Regions from separate parts of the Homo sapiens genome. Here region 2 is linked to region 1. A link is a loop called in an ENCODE intact Hi-C map of the cell type or tissue named here. Cell type or tissue: ascending aorta. All regions are shown on one strand.

Evidence for each region. Peaks named below come from ENCODE experiments on the same cell type or tissue, not always from the same donor. Only the 100,000 strongest peaks of a DNase experiment are listed, where the experiment ranks them.
Region 2: a loop joins it to region 1, with 7 times the contacts of the local background. A loop is called at or near these places in 10 of 110 quality-filtered maps.

Annotation. Positions count from the first base shown.
Region 1 is chr15:92,072,558-92,080,557 of GRCh38, forward strand. All of the region lies in intron 2 of SLCO3A1 (solute carrier organic anion transporter family member 3A1), which reads left to right. Among named protein-coding and RNA genes, the nearest start is that of SLCO3A1, 220 kb to the left of the region's middle. In ascending aorta, CTCF peaks have their summits at 4,994 (motif pointing left) and 6,654 (motif pointing right); DNase peaks (open chromatin) are centred at 2,284 and 4,974.
Region 2 is chr15:91,882,248-91,890,247 of GRCh38, forward strand. All of the region lies in intron 1 of SLCO3A1 (solute carrier organic anion transporter family member 3A1), which reads left to right. Among named protein-coding and RNA genes, the nearest start is that of SLCO3A1, 33 kb to the left of the region's middle. RefSeq lists an enhancer at 1-5. In ascending aorta, no CTCF peak of the experiment used is centred here; a DNase peak (open chromatin) is centred at 3,801.

The DNA.
Region 1 (8,000 bases):
GGTGACTTAGAACAACACAAGCTTATTATCTTATGGTTCTAAACACCATAAATCTGAAATCAAGCAGACCTGTGCTCCCTCCAGAAGCCAGGGGAGAATCCTTCCTTGCCTTTCCAGCTTCTGATAGATCCAGGCGTTCCTTGGTCTGTGACTGTGTAACTCATGTCTGTGGCTTTACTGGCATCCTCTGCTCCCCTTCTCTCTTTTCTGTGTGTCTATTATAAGGACACTTGGATTTATGGGCCCACTAAGGTAGCCCAGGATGATCTCATCTCAAGATCCTTAACTTAATTACATCTGCAAAGACCCTTTTTCCAAATAAGGTCTCATTCACAGGTTCCAGGACATAGACATATTTTTTTTGAGGATCGTCATTCAACCCAGTACAAAAACCTTACACGGGGCAGAAGAGAGAAAGGGGAGAGCTCTGCTTATATCATTATCACATTGTCAGGACCTTGACCTCCACACATTCAGATCCCACCCCTTTCCCCCATCCTTTGCCCGGTAAGCCATGCACCAAGGATCCAAATTTGAAAACCAGAGTTTTAGCAGAGAGAGCTTGGGAGACTTGGGAGTCAAAGGCCTACGCTGGGAAATGGGCCTGGAGTTTCCACAAGACCACTTGGCCTCTCGGTTTCATCATCTGTGAAAAATGAGATATTCAGGTCTACGCTACAGTGTTGACATAGAGTCTAAATGAGATCCTTAGTTCTTGGGTCATTTCCAGGGCTCGGTAGCATGAGTTTACTCTATCCTCATCCCACGACATTCTACCCCGTGGAAAAGGTGTTGAGATGTTATGGAAACACTTCTGACTTCACAGAAGGGTTGGTTCCTGAACCAGTGGACAAGAAAGTTAATTCTGGCTTTCAAAGAAAGCCAAGAGCTCTAGAATTGTAGGGTTCAGGTTTTCATCTTTTCCTTTGGCAGAAAAGAGAGCATTCTTCAAGCCTATTCAATTCTAAGTACCAAATGACAAGCCATATTAAACAGATCCCAGTGAGCTCCCCACATCCTTTCCTGCTTACACCACAAGTGGACTGTGTGCCAAGCAAGGCTTTGAGATCAATTGCACTTCGGTGGCTTTTGAGTAGTTTCTCAACTCCATCTCATCTAGTGACATTTTAGAACGGATAATTATTTGTTGTGGAGACTGCCCTGTGCATTGCAGGTTCAGTGGCATTTTTGGCCTTTACTCACCAGATGCCAGCAGCAACCCCAGCCCATTGTGACAAGCAAAACTGTCTTCAGACATGGCTCAGTGTTCCCTGGCGGGCAAAGTTGCCACTGGTTAAGAACCACTGCTTTAAGAGAACCTATGCTCGAGGTCAGGCACCGTGGCTCACGCCTGTAATCCCAGCACTTTGGGAGGCCAAGGCAGGTGGATCACCTGAGGTCAGGAGTTTAAGACCAACCTGGCCAACATGGTGAAACCCCCGTCTCTACTAAAAGTACAAAAAATTAGCTGGGCATGGTGTCAGGCACCTGTAATCCCAGCTACTTGGGAGGCTGAGGCAGGAGAATTGCTTGAACCGAGGAGGCAGAGGTTGCAGTGAGCCAAGATCGTCCCAGTGTACTCCAGCCTGGGCGACAAGAGTGAAACTCCTTCTGAAAAAATAAAGAGAACCTATCTTCTTTCAAGCCAGCCTGTCATGTGTCAGAACTAAACAGTCATTTTCCTTATAATTTTTTTTAAAGGCCCAGTTGCTGCCTGCCCATTGCTGATGCAGGAAGTCTGAGCCATTCAGTTAACACCAACCCGAAAGATGCAGTCAGAGGCTGACTTTGCTTCCCTGCTGTGCACAATTTGTCTCTTCCCTCTCCTTCATCTGCAAACAGAACCAGAAGTGATCTTCCAGAAGAATAAAGCTCATATTGTTTGTTCCAATTATGAGGATCGTTTCTCCAGTTCTGGTCTCAGGTGGGCCTTAAGGACCTCACCAGGTGATCTGCCCAGGTGAACGTGGTATGCCCTGAAGGTCTGCTATTTACCAGTCTGTCTTGTTACCTTTTTTAGAGGAGACATTCCTCAGCAATACCTGGCCTCCATTTTCCAGCCTGTGAGTTAGAACCCCGATGCTCAGATTTCTCTAGAGGAACACACTGCCTGCAAGGATGAGTTTTCCAGAAAAGCCATCTTCCAGGACAGAGACGCAGAGAAATTAAGCAACTCATGTTGATTCAGTCTGGGAATCTCGAGAGAGCTGACAAGCAGGGCGGTGGGGGGTGGCCAGGAGCTGACATGGCTTTCTGGTAGGCAGCCCCACATCCTGCTTCCTCCCTGTGCTGAGTGTAATCACTTCTGCCCCTTCAGGAAAGTACTTCACACCCGTGGCATAGAGCCAACAGTGAGGTGGATTCCGGGTCCTCTGGATGCCTGGGATGGTGAGATGCTTGAGAAAGTTTTGGCAGTTTGTTCAGACTTGGGGACTCTCCAGTCTGCCTTCCTATCACCCAGCAGGAATGCCCTTCCCTTCAACCCTGATACCTGGGCACTTGGCCTCCACCTGAATACCCTTGGTGGTGAGCAGCTCACTACCCCTCTGAAGACAGCCAGTCCCCCGTGCTCCATGTTCCTTGTCACCTGCTATCTTATGACTGCATCCTGAATCCGACTCTGGCTTCTGGAGGGAAACTTGGTGCTTAAGCTTTTATTCCCCATGACAGTGTTCCAGCCTTGCTGCCTGCTCATTGTGTTTTCTGGGGCTAAACTTCTCCAGTCCTTTAGTTATTACATGGCACGGCTTCTAGATCCTTACTTCTCCCAAAAGCCCCTCCAGGAGGTAATCCAGCATGGTATGGCCCCCTCTAAATGTCACATTCCAGACTGACCACACTGGCAGCTGACTCTATGAGAATATGGGGGCTGCCCCTTTGTAACCCTGACTCTGTTAATGCCACGGAGGTTGCATGGGCATTTGGGATAAGTGCATCACTGGTGGGAACTCATGCTGAAGCTCCATTCCGCTGCAGCTCTTCCTGCCTTGATGAGCTCTTGCTCCATACCTTCCTCAGCCCATCCTAAAGTGCTTGCAGGCGAATGCTGGCTCCCTTTCAGACAGATAGTTTGGCCATGTTGAATCCTCAGTCTACCTCTAGTGTATGAATCTTCCCTCTCAAATGGGCATAACATGCCAGTGTATCCATCCCACATGCAGAGAATGGGATAGGAGTGACCCTTTGGCACACTGGCCAAGACCTCCATCCTGCTCCACAGGACTTCACACATCTGCTCCACGGCTTTGAGATGGTTCCGCCAGTTCTGTGTCTCAGCATCATGCATGGTTCCCTCTCTCATATAGTGAGTGAGTGTTTTTGTCCAGTCTGTACTTGCCTCACAGTATAATGTGTTTATGACTTGTCTTCAATCTAATCAGCATCCTGTTCCTATCAGAAAACTGCAGAGGAAATGAAGTTGGTCTGGCGTGACTTGTTCCTGCTAAACTCTGTCGACTTCTGACAGTGACAGCTCCCTGCTTGCAGAACACATAAATCCAGAGTTTAATAATCCATCCTTAGTTTTCACCAGGCTTCAAAATCAGCCGACTGTCATGTCAGCAAGCGGCCGTGTCCCCCTTAGTGATAAAATCAGGGTGAAATTTGCATTTGACTCACATCTTGACTGTTTTCCACCGTTCGTCAAACAAAACCCATGGTGTAGGGGCCCCGCTGGAGGTGAGGTTGGAAAGGGGTGAGAATGCATCGGTTGCGTGCAGCTGGTGCCAACCTGGCTAGCACCTCTGCAGTCTGCCCTTCCCAGTCAGAACCTCAGGACACCAACCCTGCCTCTAGATAGGAGGGATTTCTGCTGATGCAGCCTATGTTCTGCTGCATGTTCAGTACTTTCCCCGGATGCAGGACGTAGTTTTGATGTTAGGATTTCTGCTTTATCCTGGAACCCCAGCTCCCATCCCTATCTTGTGCCCTATGCATGATCACTGAGTCTCTACTCATTTGCTCCTGCATGGGGCCTGGGCATGAATCCACGGATAGACAGTGCCCCAGGGACCTGCCGCTAGCCCACCCACTCTGCCCCCAGAGCCTGATTCTCATTCTGCTGAGCCTCACTCTGGTGCTCACGGGCCTCCTTGGACACTGTACACCAGCACCGTACACCAGCCAGGGCAATCCCCACCAGTCAGCACACACTCGGAGGGAGGCCCTGAGCCAGGTCCCCACCTGCACTCAGAGCCCCATCTGCCTGTAGTCGCACAGCCTGGCATGGAGTCAGGAAGCCTGTGAGGGTTTAAAATAGGGGATGAGTGTGATTTAATATGTTTTGGGAAGATGAACCGAGTCAAGTACGGACTGTATGAGATTGGGGAGTGTATTAGTCCATTCTCATGCTGCTAATAAAGACACACCTACAACTGCATAATTTATAAAGAAAAGAGATTTAATTCACTCACAGTTCAGGATGGCTGGGAAAGCATCAGGAAACTTACAATCATGGCAGAAGAAGAAGCAATCACTTCCTTCTTCACATGGTGGCAGGAGAGAGAAGTGCTGAACAAAATGGAGAAAAGCCCCGTATAAACCCATCAGAACTCGTGAGAACTCCCTATCGTGAGAACAGCATGAGGGTAACCACCCCCATTATTCAGTTACCTCCCATGGGGTCCCTCCCACGACCCGTGGGAATTATGGGAGCTACAATTCAAGATGAGATTTGGGTGGGGACACAGCGAAACCATATCAGGGAGGTCCCTGATATGGGTCCTTCTATTACCCTGTGGTTGGGGTAATAGCAGGCCTCCCTTCCCTTCTTGGGCTTTTCGGAGATGGTCATTTTTTTGACAGACACGGCGTGAGGACCTTCACTGATTACCACAGACTCCCACAGAGTCATTTGCCCCGCCGTGTCCTCCTACAGGCGGGGGAGCCACCCTCAGAGGAGCTGGTGACCCTCCTACCTTGAACTGCACTGCTTCAGCCACACCAGTGAGGCAGGCATTCCCTGGCATGAGAAAGCGTCTGGCTCCCTCTGGTGACAAGAGGAAGCACCTGAGCCTTTGCCGCCATTTCCACTGGTGGTGGAGCACGAGGTGAGGATGGATAAACTAAGGTCCAGAGATCCCCCACACTGTAGGTGCGGGGTGGAGTCCCAAGTAGAGGCCCCATGCCACTAAAGCTCAGTTCTGTCTCCCTCAGGACCCTGGGCTTCCCAGAGCCAGCAGGGATATGGCTCTGAGCAGGTTCTTCAGCACTCTGCAGGCGCTGGTTCCTTTGGAATTAATTAGATTTCTCTAAAATTAGCTTAGAGTTAGAGGGATTTCCAAAGCCCTCAACCTTCTGCTGCCATTTCCCCTTTCTGAGTGGGAGGAAGTGCAGGATCCTGCAGGACCTGGGCTCCTACGCAGTTGTGTGGCCACAGGCTGGTAATGTAACTTTTCTGTGCCTCCATTTCTTCATTTATAAACTGATGGTGAAGACACCTGCCTCTCGGGGTTGTGAGGATTACATTCTATGCAGTGTCTAAAGGCCCTAGCACATGGCGGGTATTTAATTAAGAATGATTTTGTTGTTGCCATTATTCATGGCATCAACAGAGCTGGATCTCGAGGTAGCAGTGGGCTTTCCACTGTGGAGCAGCAGAAACCGAGTTAGTTCGCTATATCCCCATTGAGTGAACACCTGAGCATGCTAGTGAATGAGAGTGAGAAATAACTGGGAACTACACAAGTTGGCTTTTGGGAGCACCAGAGCTGGCTAGCACAGGGCCTGACTTGGGTCTTGCCCTTGAGGCCTGGGCTCATCCCCAAGGTTTTCCGAGCCTCAGGGACCTCCACAGCAGCACTCCATAGCAGGTGTCTCCCTGAGGCCACATAGCCTGAGCAGGACACACCTGAGCCCAGGAGCTGCTGTGCTTCTTGCTGTAGGCAGGTCATAGCCTGACCTCGGCGCACCTCCGCGGGCAGCTGCAGCCCAGCCATCTCCTACACAGCCACACCACTGACTCTTCTTGTTTGCAAGGGTCTCCGTCTACTGTCTGCCTCACATCTTGGGGCTCTCCCACACCTCTGCCTTTGCCCAGGCTGTTCCTGCTTTGCCCAGGCTGTTCCTGCCTTCTTCCTGTTCTTCCTCCCCTTTCTTTAGTCCTCTGCTTTGTTTTTATTTCAGCTTCCCACTTACTGTACATGTATCACTGGGCACGTTACTTCATCTCTCTGTGTCTCAGTTTCCTTACGTTAAAATGGGAGTGTATCTGCGCATAGGGTTGTGGCGACGATTAAATGAGGTAGTACATGGAATGTGCTAGAACTCAGCCCTCAGCTCACTAGGCATCAGCACCGTCATCCTCACTAGCAACAGACCTGCCTCAAAACCCAGCTCTGGCCCTACGCTATGAATGGGGATATTTCCCTCACTGATGTCCTGTGACTCATCTGCCATACTCGAGCTTGCGCCCTGTGAGAAACAGTTTATCTTGTGTACCACGTTTAGGAAACTTATTTCCAAGCCTGCCCTTTGCTAGGCACGGTGAGGGGGTCCAGCGATAATGAGTAAAATGGTCCCACAGGTCAGAGCTCCCTGGCAGTTTTCCACCCGGCCAGTCCTAACCAGGGAGCAATGCCCATGAAGGTGCTGATTTTATCCTGACATCTGGGGGCCCTGGGATGGCTGCATTCACGTTGGATGGCCCACCACATGCATCTAGTACTCCATGCCACTAGGGGGCACACCACAGCTTCCAAGTACCCTCTCAAGTGTTGGCCCACATGATCCCCACTCTGGTCTTGGGAGCTGTGTTAGTCTCCTGGGGCTGCCATAACAACATGCCATAGACTGGGTGGCTTCAACAACAGACACTCATTTTCTTACAGTTTTGGAGGCTGGAAGCCTGAGATGGTAGTGTTGGCCATGGGTCTCTTAAGAACTCTCTCCTTGGCCAGCAGACGGCCAGCTTCTCACTGTGCCCTCACACGGTCTGTCCTCTGTACCTGAGCTTCCTTGGTGTCTCTGGGTCCAAATCCCTAAGGACACCCATCAGATTAGGGCCCATCTAAGGGCCTCATTGTAATGTAATAATCTCTTTAAAAGCCCTATCTCTGAACACAATCACGTGCTGAGGTTCCCGCGGCCAGGGCTTCAACATGGATTTGAGGGGACACAGTCCAGCCCGTAATAGGGGGAGAGCAGGGCAGGTGACTGCCCTGTTTTCCAGATGGAGCTGCTGAGGCTTTGAGGGGTGAGTGCCTCGAGCACAGCCTCCTGCTGTTGCTAAGTTGTCCTGCAGAGCTTTGAAGCCTGAACTAGACACAAGGTCCTGCGGTCTCTGCACTGCCCCTTGCTGGGGGCTTGGGTGTGGACAGCAGGGAGCCTGCAAAACCTGCATCTGAGAGGATGTCCCTAGAGAGCTTCTGGGAGGACCCCACTGGGCTCACACACAGAATGCGGGCCCTTCAGGAAGGCACAAGCTGTTGTTTCTCTGGATGGATTTCCGGCCTGCGGCTAGCCAGCCAGAGAGGCATGTGCCTTCACCCTGGTAAGGCCTGGCTGGGCCTGGAGAGAAAGAAAAGATGCCTCTTTCAGCTAGGTTGAGAAGCCCAGAGTGGCAACAGCTGCGGCTTTGACCAACTGCAGATCCTCCCCGAGCATCCTGAAGTCGTCTAGCTTTGTGGGATATCGTTATACAAATTATTCTCCATGAGGCCAGGGCTTCCTACCCCTCCCAGGCCTGGGTAGTAATCAGTTTACAGTTCAACACACACGGAGTCCCTCCTCCAGGGCTGTACTGCCCCTATGGAAAAGGTGATTTTTGTGTTTTTTTAAACAGGGTCTCTGCTTTTCCCGAGCCTACAATTATTATGGCAAGCCCAATACATGGAGTTTTTTTTTTTTTTTCCTCCAGTCCAACTAGAAGCAGAACTATAGAAAAAGTCTCAGGTCACGTACTATGACAGAAGAGAGAAGGTGAAGGATGAGAGAAAATCTAGGAAGGCCCCTTGGAGGAGGTGGTATTTAAGGCAGGCTTTGAATGGAGGATCAGTTTTTGA
Region 2 (8,000 bases), 190 kb before region 1:
TGTCTCCCTTCTCAAGCACGCAGTCAGGATGTGCATTTGCTGAGTGGAATTGTGGACAAACCATTCACACTCCTTAAATGGTATATATTGAACCCATGCATTTGCTTCTCTTTGTGTTCATAGCTCCCAGTTTAAGGTTGGACACTTGGTAGCCTTTGGTAAATATTTACTAAATGAATCAATGAATGATCAAACAGAGGGACATGAAATTTGCTAATACGGTATAGATTTGGGGGCCTCCACCCCCACCCCACCCCCACTATGTATGACTTCTTTTTTTTCCTTGAGATGGAGTTTCACTCTGTCGCCCAGGCCCGAGTGCAGTGGCATGATCTCAGCTCACTGCAACCTCCGCCTCCCGGGTTCAAGCGATTCTCTTGCTTCAGCCTCCCGAGTAGCTGGGACCACAGGCGTATGCACCACCACCACGTCCAGCTAACTTTTTTGTATTTTTAGTAGAGACAGGGTTTCACCATGTTGGCCAGGCTGGTCTCGAACTCCTGACCTCAGGTCATCTGCCCATCTCGGCCTTCCAAAGTGCTGAGATTACAGGTGTGAGCTACCGCGCCCAGCCATGACTTCTTAATCCCACTCGGATTTCACTGAATATGTGCGATAAGTATAACCTCATCAAGATTTCCTTGCAATTAGGTATCACCTTGGTGTCCCAAAGAGATGTAATATCACCTTGTTCTTTAAGAAGTTGGTTGGGCTGCTCTATTAATGCCCAGTGAGTAAGGGAATGACAGATGGGACAGCAGCCACCATGCAAGCCAGGCAGGCGCCATCCACTGTAAACAGAGAGGAGAATGGTGAGGACTTGGGAAGGAGCCATGTGCTCCAGCCATTCAGATTCCAGTCCTCTCTGTCAGCTCCTCTTAATCTCCATGTTACTCAGATGCTTTGAGGCTGGTGGATAACAAAGTATCCCTCCTTCCCCTTTTTTAACAGCGGGCAGTAAGTGGTCTGGGTTTCACTTACATCAGGTGCCCAGGAGTCTTCCTGTGTGAAGTCAGCTTGTTTGGAGAGTGAAGAGAGAAACTTGGCACCGGGACCCTAGAATCCCCTCTTTCTGGTTTGCTTTTTCACTCCATCAGCTGAGGTACCACAGGGGATGCCAGAGACCTGAGGCTTCTTGGTAGAAGCAGTGCCAGTTTGGGATCAGAACGTCCAATCGCTGACTGGTTCTCTTGCTCTGAGGCTGGGGCTCCCCGGAGGGATGTACCTCGCACTGACTGGCTGGGGCCCTTCATCCTTTGCATTTTCTTGCATGCAGTAGTCTTCCATAGGGAGTTCTACCTCTCAGGTATTTGTAATTATTTTATGCCATTATATACCCTGAAAGTGGCTGTGGGTTATAAATTCCAAGTTGTGATTTATAAGCCTTAATAGTTACTAAGGCAATGCATTGATACATTGTTCATACGCTCATAATTAGTTCATGTGTTTTGCTGGGTTGTGCATAGAAATTTCGGTTCCAAGTATTTTTTGAAGTAGAAGTGTGTTTGTAATATCCTACTTACCGATAGTAGTGTAGCATCCTGATAGTACATCACAGTTGCTACACTCACTTCTGTGGGTCCACACCCCGTGCCAGGCACCGTGTTACATGCATTTCTTCTGCTGTCCTTTTCATCCTCACACTGAGATGCTTGCAGAAACATCTCACAAAGCAGGCAACTGAAGGGATCCAGTTTCAGACCAAGGTCTGGCCTGACTGGAAAGCTTTATCACCATAGCATCATACATACAGTCACATTAATGATCAAAATAATGATAATAAGAATCGTGATCGTATCTAACACTGTTATAAGGTTTTCCTATGGATTAACCTTTTGGATCTTTGCAAAACCTTGTGAGATAGGTACACGTATTATCTTCATTTTGTAATGAGGATTCCGAGGTCCTGAGAGTTAGAGAAATTTTCTCCCTGTCACATAGCTTGAAAGTGGCAACACTGGACATCAAAAATGGGCATTCTGCTGGGTGCAATGGCTTACGCCTGTAATCCAGCATTTTGGGAGGCTGAGGTGGGTGGATCACCTGAGATTGGGAGTTCAAGACCAGACTGGCCAACATGGGGAAACACCGTCTCTACTTAAAAAAATACAAAAATTAGCCAGATGTGGTGGGCAGGCCTGTGTTCCCAGCTACTTGGGAGGCTGAAGCAGGAGAATCGCTTGAACCTGGGAGGTGGAAGGTTGCAGTGAGCCGAGATCGCGTCACTGCGCTCCACCCTGGGCAACAGAGTGAGATTCTGTCTCAAAAAAAAAAAAAAAAAAAGGTGGAGGGGAGCATTCTGACTTCAGAGCCTTTTTCTAATATTAAATTGTTTTAAAATAAAACTTATTGATTTATTCAGCACAGATTATGTGAATCACTACAATCAAATTATTATGAAATGTCTATTTTCTAGTATTAAATGAGGCTTAAGTGATTTTTCACAATCTGCATTTTCTGGAAAGCTTTGATAATTATATTTCAGTTCTAATGGTGACATTTCTTTTTTTTTACATCATTGGAATTATTTGTTTGGATTACGCATTTTTTTGTATGCTTACTCTATGCCAGGCCCCATGCTGCATATTTTCATATATTATCTCATTTCATCTTTTTTTTTAAGCTGATTCTTTTAGACCTGAGGCAGCTGAGCATCACGGAAACTAGTCAGTGTCTATCCTAAAAACAGCTGGACCCCTGCTGGCGAGCTCACCTGTATTCTAGGAGCATGGGGTCTGATTCCCTTCCTCAGTGAATCAGGAAAGCTTTCTGGGGAAAGGAGTTGTGTGGGTTCTCCAATTCTTGTTCCTTTAGAAGTAAAAAGCCTTTCCGTCCCATATAGGGACACAGAAAGGAGGTGATGGGGGTGGTGCTGAGCCTGCCCGCCTGCTCTGCGTCACCTGGAAGGAGGGTGCAGAAGGAGCAGGGGGCTTGTCTCCCTCTTTGCTCCCTTTGGCGTCACTCTCCACGCCCAGTAACGAAGCCCCACCCCTGGCTGGGCCTTTTCTCACCATCTTCCTTCTCCAGGGCTACCTCCTGAGGGCTCACTCCTTAAAGGCAGGATGCAGTGGCTTCTCCTTGAGTGAGCTCAGAGGTCAGGAGCTTCCTAAGCTCCTGTATCAAGAGACAGAGGACATCTGAAGCCAGAATGCCCTTCCCAAAGCTGCCCTAGCTCCTGTGTTTCAGGAAGAAGCCGGGCAGATGCCTCTTTGTTCCAGCAGCCAAACTCCAGCATGTCACAAATCATACATTACAGGAAAAGGGAGCCCTTTGCTGCTGGGCAGCGGGGCCCAAGATCCTCACAGTCTTTTAGGGATGCTTAGAATTGGCCCTTGGTTGGTTTGTAGCATTTATACAATATCAACCCTTAAACTGATGGCCCTTGAACAAGTGCATCATTCTCTGTCCTTGATTTCATTCACAGTAGACAGTTTTAGGTAGATCCCTGCTGTGAGCAGACACATACATGCGGTCTGACAATTCAGATCCCTTCGCCTTCCCCTCCCCTATTTTTATGGCTGCTAACAAATCGGCTGGACCTTTCTCTAAAGGCCTCTCTGGGCGGGTGATATTTGAGTAGATTTGAAAGAAGTGTGAGATCAAATTATATAACTATTTGGAGCAAGAATGTTTCAGGCAGAGGGACTAGGAAGTGCAAAGGCCCTGGGGTTGAAATATGCTTGATGTGGTCGGGGAGTGGAAAGACCAGTGTGTCTCTAGCAGAGAGGGTGAGAGGGAGGCAGGGGAAGATGAAAGCAGAGAGGTGGGTGGAAGACCAGACCCGGCAGGCCCCTGTGAGCCACAGGGAGGCAGAGTTGGTCCCTTTTAAATATTGGGGCTGGCAAATCTGACTAGTCCATTTCCCTAGTACTCCTGCTTACCTCTGCATTTTTGCCTTTGATTGTTCCCTTTCTTGAGTGTGTCCTGCGCTTCCCCTTGGTCTCCCTTAGTTGTGCAATGGAAAGTAGTAGCAGAGCACAAAAATCCACATTGGAAGCTTAGAGGATTGTATCTTTTTCTCACCAGCTAACTCTTACTAATTAGAAATTGACAACAGCGCTTGTCTCTCATGCTTCTCTTTTAATTGAGATTTCCTTCAAGTCCTCCTTTTAGGCAAGAGCTGCCTCCTATGAGCCCCTGGCCCGCTGCACCTACCTTGGGTCTGGGTGGCTCCTGTTTGTGTCCACATCAGCGTGAGTTGTGTGAAGTCCTCAGCAGTGCTCCATGCCTAGAAGGCCCCAGTGAGCATTGACTTGGACCTGGTGATTTTCCTCTTTACGCTTTGCCCTTCCAAAGAGAGATGGAAGATTCAGCCTCAGCGTCAGTGTTGTTTCTACGGTGTGACCATATTTGATGTGCTTACTGATTCCTAAGTCACCTACTGGCACACAGCACAGATGCATCCAATGTCCTTATCTCTCAGGCTTTGCTTTCAAGACTTCACACTGACTACATCAATCTGAATAATCGAGCTCAACTCCAGACAATAATTCAGGGGTACGATGTGATGGCCCTCTGTTGATTCTCTTTAAAAGTTGTGAATGTGAGTAATCATGGGTATTTAATGAGCTCTGCAAGATGGCAGGTGCTGACAAGTGCCTTATATATTCTGTTTCTAGTCTTGCAATTTGTATATTATCATTCAGAACCCCAGGCTCAGGAGGTTAAAAATTCTGCTTACAGCTGAAGTTGCAGTTGCGTGGGAGAGGGAGCAGGAGTTTATTCTCCCCTCTTTGTTTCTGCCTGTGTCTGTATATTGGCCAAGCCCATTTCCAGTGGGAAATCCTTAGTGGCTTTTATGGTGTTTTGTGGGAGGGCACAGGGGACTGACGTGTGAATGCCAGGTGTCATTATCACTGTCAAGTGTCTAATTCAGTGCTGGGTCATAGACAGGTTTAGAAGTGCCTTAGAATTCAGAGTTAATCCAGAGTGGGCCACAGGTTGATGGCATTTTGCTTTATTCTTCAATGCTTTCCTTTTCTCTTTAGAATATTGTCATCCCTTTTACCCCTTCCCCCTTCCTCGGCCATTTTCCCCAGAGGGCAGAATGGCTTGAGCTATTTCCTGCCTGAGTTTTGATGTCGAGACCCCTGCCTGCCCAATTCCTGCAACAATGACCCTAAAGCACTAATTTCAGGCCCCTCTTTGCTTGCCTGCCTGCCTGCATGAGACATTGCGGCCGCTAACCCTGCACCCTTGAGGCACCCCCTCCATTCAGTGACATGGTACTGCCTGTGTGCACAGGAGCCCTGCAGCAGCTGACCCAAACAATGCTCATTTTCATTGTGGCATCTTGGCATGGCCTGGCAGCTTTGGCCTTTTAGAACCCAGCTGGTGCCAGGGTTGCTGGCCTGCCCCGCAGAGGTGATTGGCCACTTCGTAGTAATAAACAGATTTCAATCCTGGGAACTTCTGAGGCCTGCTGTTCTCTCCCTGTCTTTTATGTGTCTTTTTGATGAAAGATATTCGAGGTAGCCACATGGTTTAATAAAACCAGGCTGGATGCAACTACCTAGGTTTAAAATATCATTCTGCTAGGCTAGCTGTGTGCCCTTGGACAAATTACTTAACCTCTCTGAACCTCTCCTTCTGTTTCTCCAAATTGAACTTAGTAATACCTACACTACAGTTTGTGCCAGGATTTAATAAGATAGTGTTTGTGAAAAGCACCTTGTTCAGATCTTACACACTGTATGTGCTGAGTACATAATTAGTTTTCTCAGGCAGAGTCCCAAACAGAAGGAGAAGCCAAATAAACCCCATGATGTGCTGCTTTGTTCTGTGTAGTCATCTGTGTTTGGCAGATTTGAGATTATTTTAAACCAAAGTAAAAGAGCTTTAATTATGCTCTTGTTTGTGGTTTGGTTGGTTGCATTATTAACCGATTTTGGAATACTCCCCGCCCTCTCACTGTTGCAAAGTGAAGGGCTGGCTGGGAGTCAGGAGCTGGAAGTCAATACTTTCTTTGCAGAACTTCCAACTCCCTCTGTCTCAGAGATGGGGTTGGCAGTGTCATCTGAATGGGGTGTGGGTTCAGAGACTGGCCCGTCGAATCAGTATGGGCTGCCGGCTCTCTTATTACATCCTGAGCATGTGTGTCTTGGGCCCTTACAGATATACTTGCTGTTGCCCTTTGCTCTTCATTCACTTAATTTCAGTCATGCAATCCAGTTATACAAATGACATATGCATAACTATTTGATTTTAACAAGCAGTTAGCTAAAGTGTTTAGTGTGACTCTAGAATTAAACTCCTTGGATTCCAGTCCCTTATACCAGGTTCAGAATAGTCCTAGGCATATGAAATCTCAATTTTTTTTCCTACAAAGTGGCTTAGTGATAGCACTTATCTTGTAGGAGATTAGCAGGATTAACCTGTAAAAGTGCTTAACATACTACCTGCTATGTAATAAATGTTTAATTAAAATTACTTGTATTAATGTTAGCAGTAGCTGGCTGGGTACAGTGGCTCATACCTGTAATCTTAGTGCTTTGGAAGACAGAGATGGAAAGATCATTTGAGGCCAGTAGTTAGATACCAGCTTGGGCAACATAGTGAGACCCCATCTCTACAAAAAAACAAAACAAAACAAAACAAAAAAAACAACACCAATTAGCTGGGCAATGTGGCACACACCTGTAGCTCTAGCTGCTCAGGAGGCTGGGGTGGGCGGATCGCTTGAGCCCAGGAGCATAAGGTTTCGGGGAGCTGTGATCATGCTATTGCAGTCCAGCCTGGGTAACAAGAGTGAGACTGTCTCTAAAAAAAAAAAAGAAAAGAAAAACCAAAAAAAAAAAACCTACAATTATTACTAGCTAACATATAGCTAACATTTGTGTACTTGTTATTACAGAATAAATATATTCCAGCTAAGTGGACGTGGATGGTTTTCTGCATAAACTCTTATTGTTCCTTGACTGATGTCATAACACTGGAGATGCATGCTCCTTAGATGAATGTAAGTTCTAAAATTGTTGCCAGGAAAGGACTGTGGGTGGTCCTGCTGGACCTGGAGTGCATTTGCAACACTTTATGGGCTTCATAGCACCTGTAGGCCTCTGCTATCTCCCCTAAGGCTGTTACTCATCACTCAGCACTTATCCTAGCCCTTCAATTTCCCTGGGTCTCTGGTCCAGAGCTCACACTGCCTCTTCTTACATCCCAGGGGTATCTTGACCTTTGGTAGTGGGCAGTAAGATGTGTACATTAGTCTGAGGCTCTGTGCCTTATAAAACACTGTGCTTGCTTGTTCTATGAATTGACTGATCTGGAAGCTCTGTAAGGTAGGCTCATTGCAAATGCAATTGCTGTTCGCTTAGTGTCATATATAGCATAATTATTGCACCTAGAATATGCTTGTATTGTCTGCATAACTGTAGGGTGGATCTGGTCTTGCTCTCTTATAAGAAAAGAGACAGGCCTTGTTCTCTACATGTTCCTTTAGGCAGTTTGCCCAGGCAAATCAACCAGGCCATTAAGGTGAAAGTATGATAGCTGAATTTTGCTCTTTTTCCATAGGTTGTTTGAATGATTTCATTTTGCATCATTCATAACTGTTGTCATTCTGTGATGTCTAGTTCATAAATACCATTCGCCCTGAGCGATTTTCTGTTACATTTAAGACTAACCTACTTTAAGGGAAAGATAGTCTTTCCTAGTCTAGTCCGCGTATCCTAGACTGAGTTATGCAGTCTGGGAAGCTTGCAGCATTAATTTCTTGCTAGAAACAAAATTTGTTTACATGTCCAATATTCTGCATATAGTTGTGTATTTTACTCATTTATGACTATAAATATAGAGGCATATCAGCATGTATATTGTGTAAATATGTACACATTTAACATGTGGAATATAGTAGGACTGAGTTTGTGTTTTGCCTTGTGGGCACTCTCAGTAGTTATTTCCCCTCAATATTTTATTATTGAAAAAATTAAGCATAAAACTTGAATTATATAGTTAATACACGTATACCCACTGTCATGATTCTGCAATTAACATTT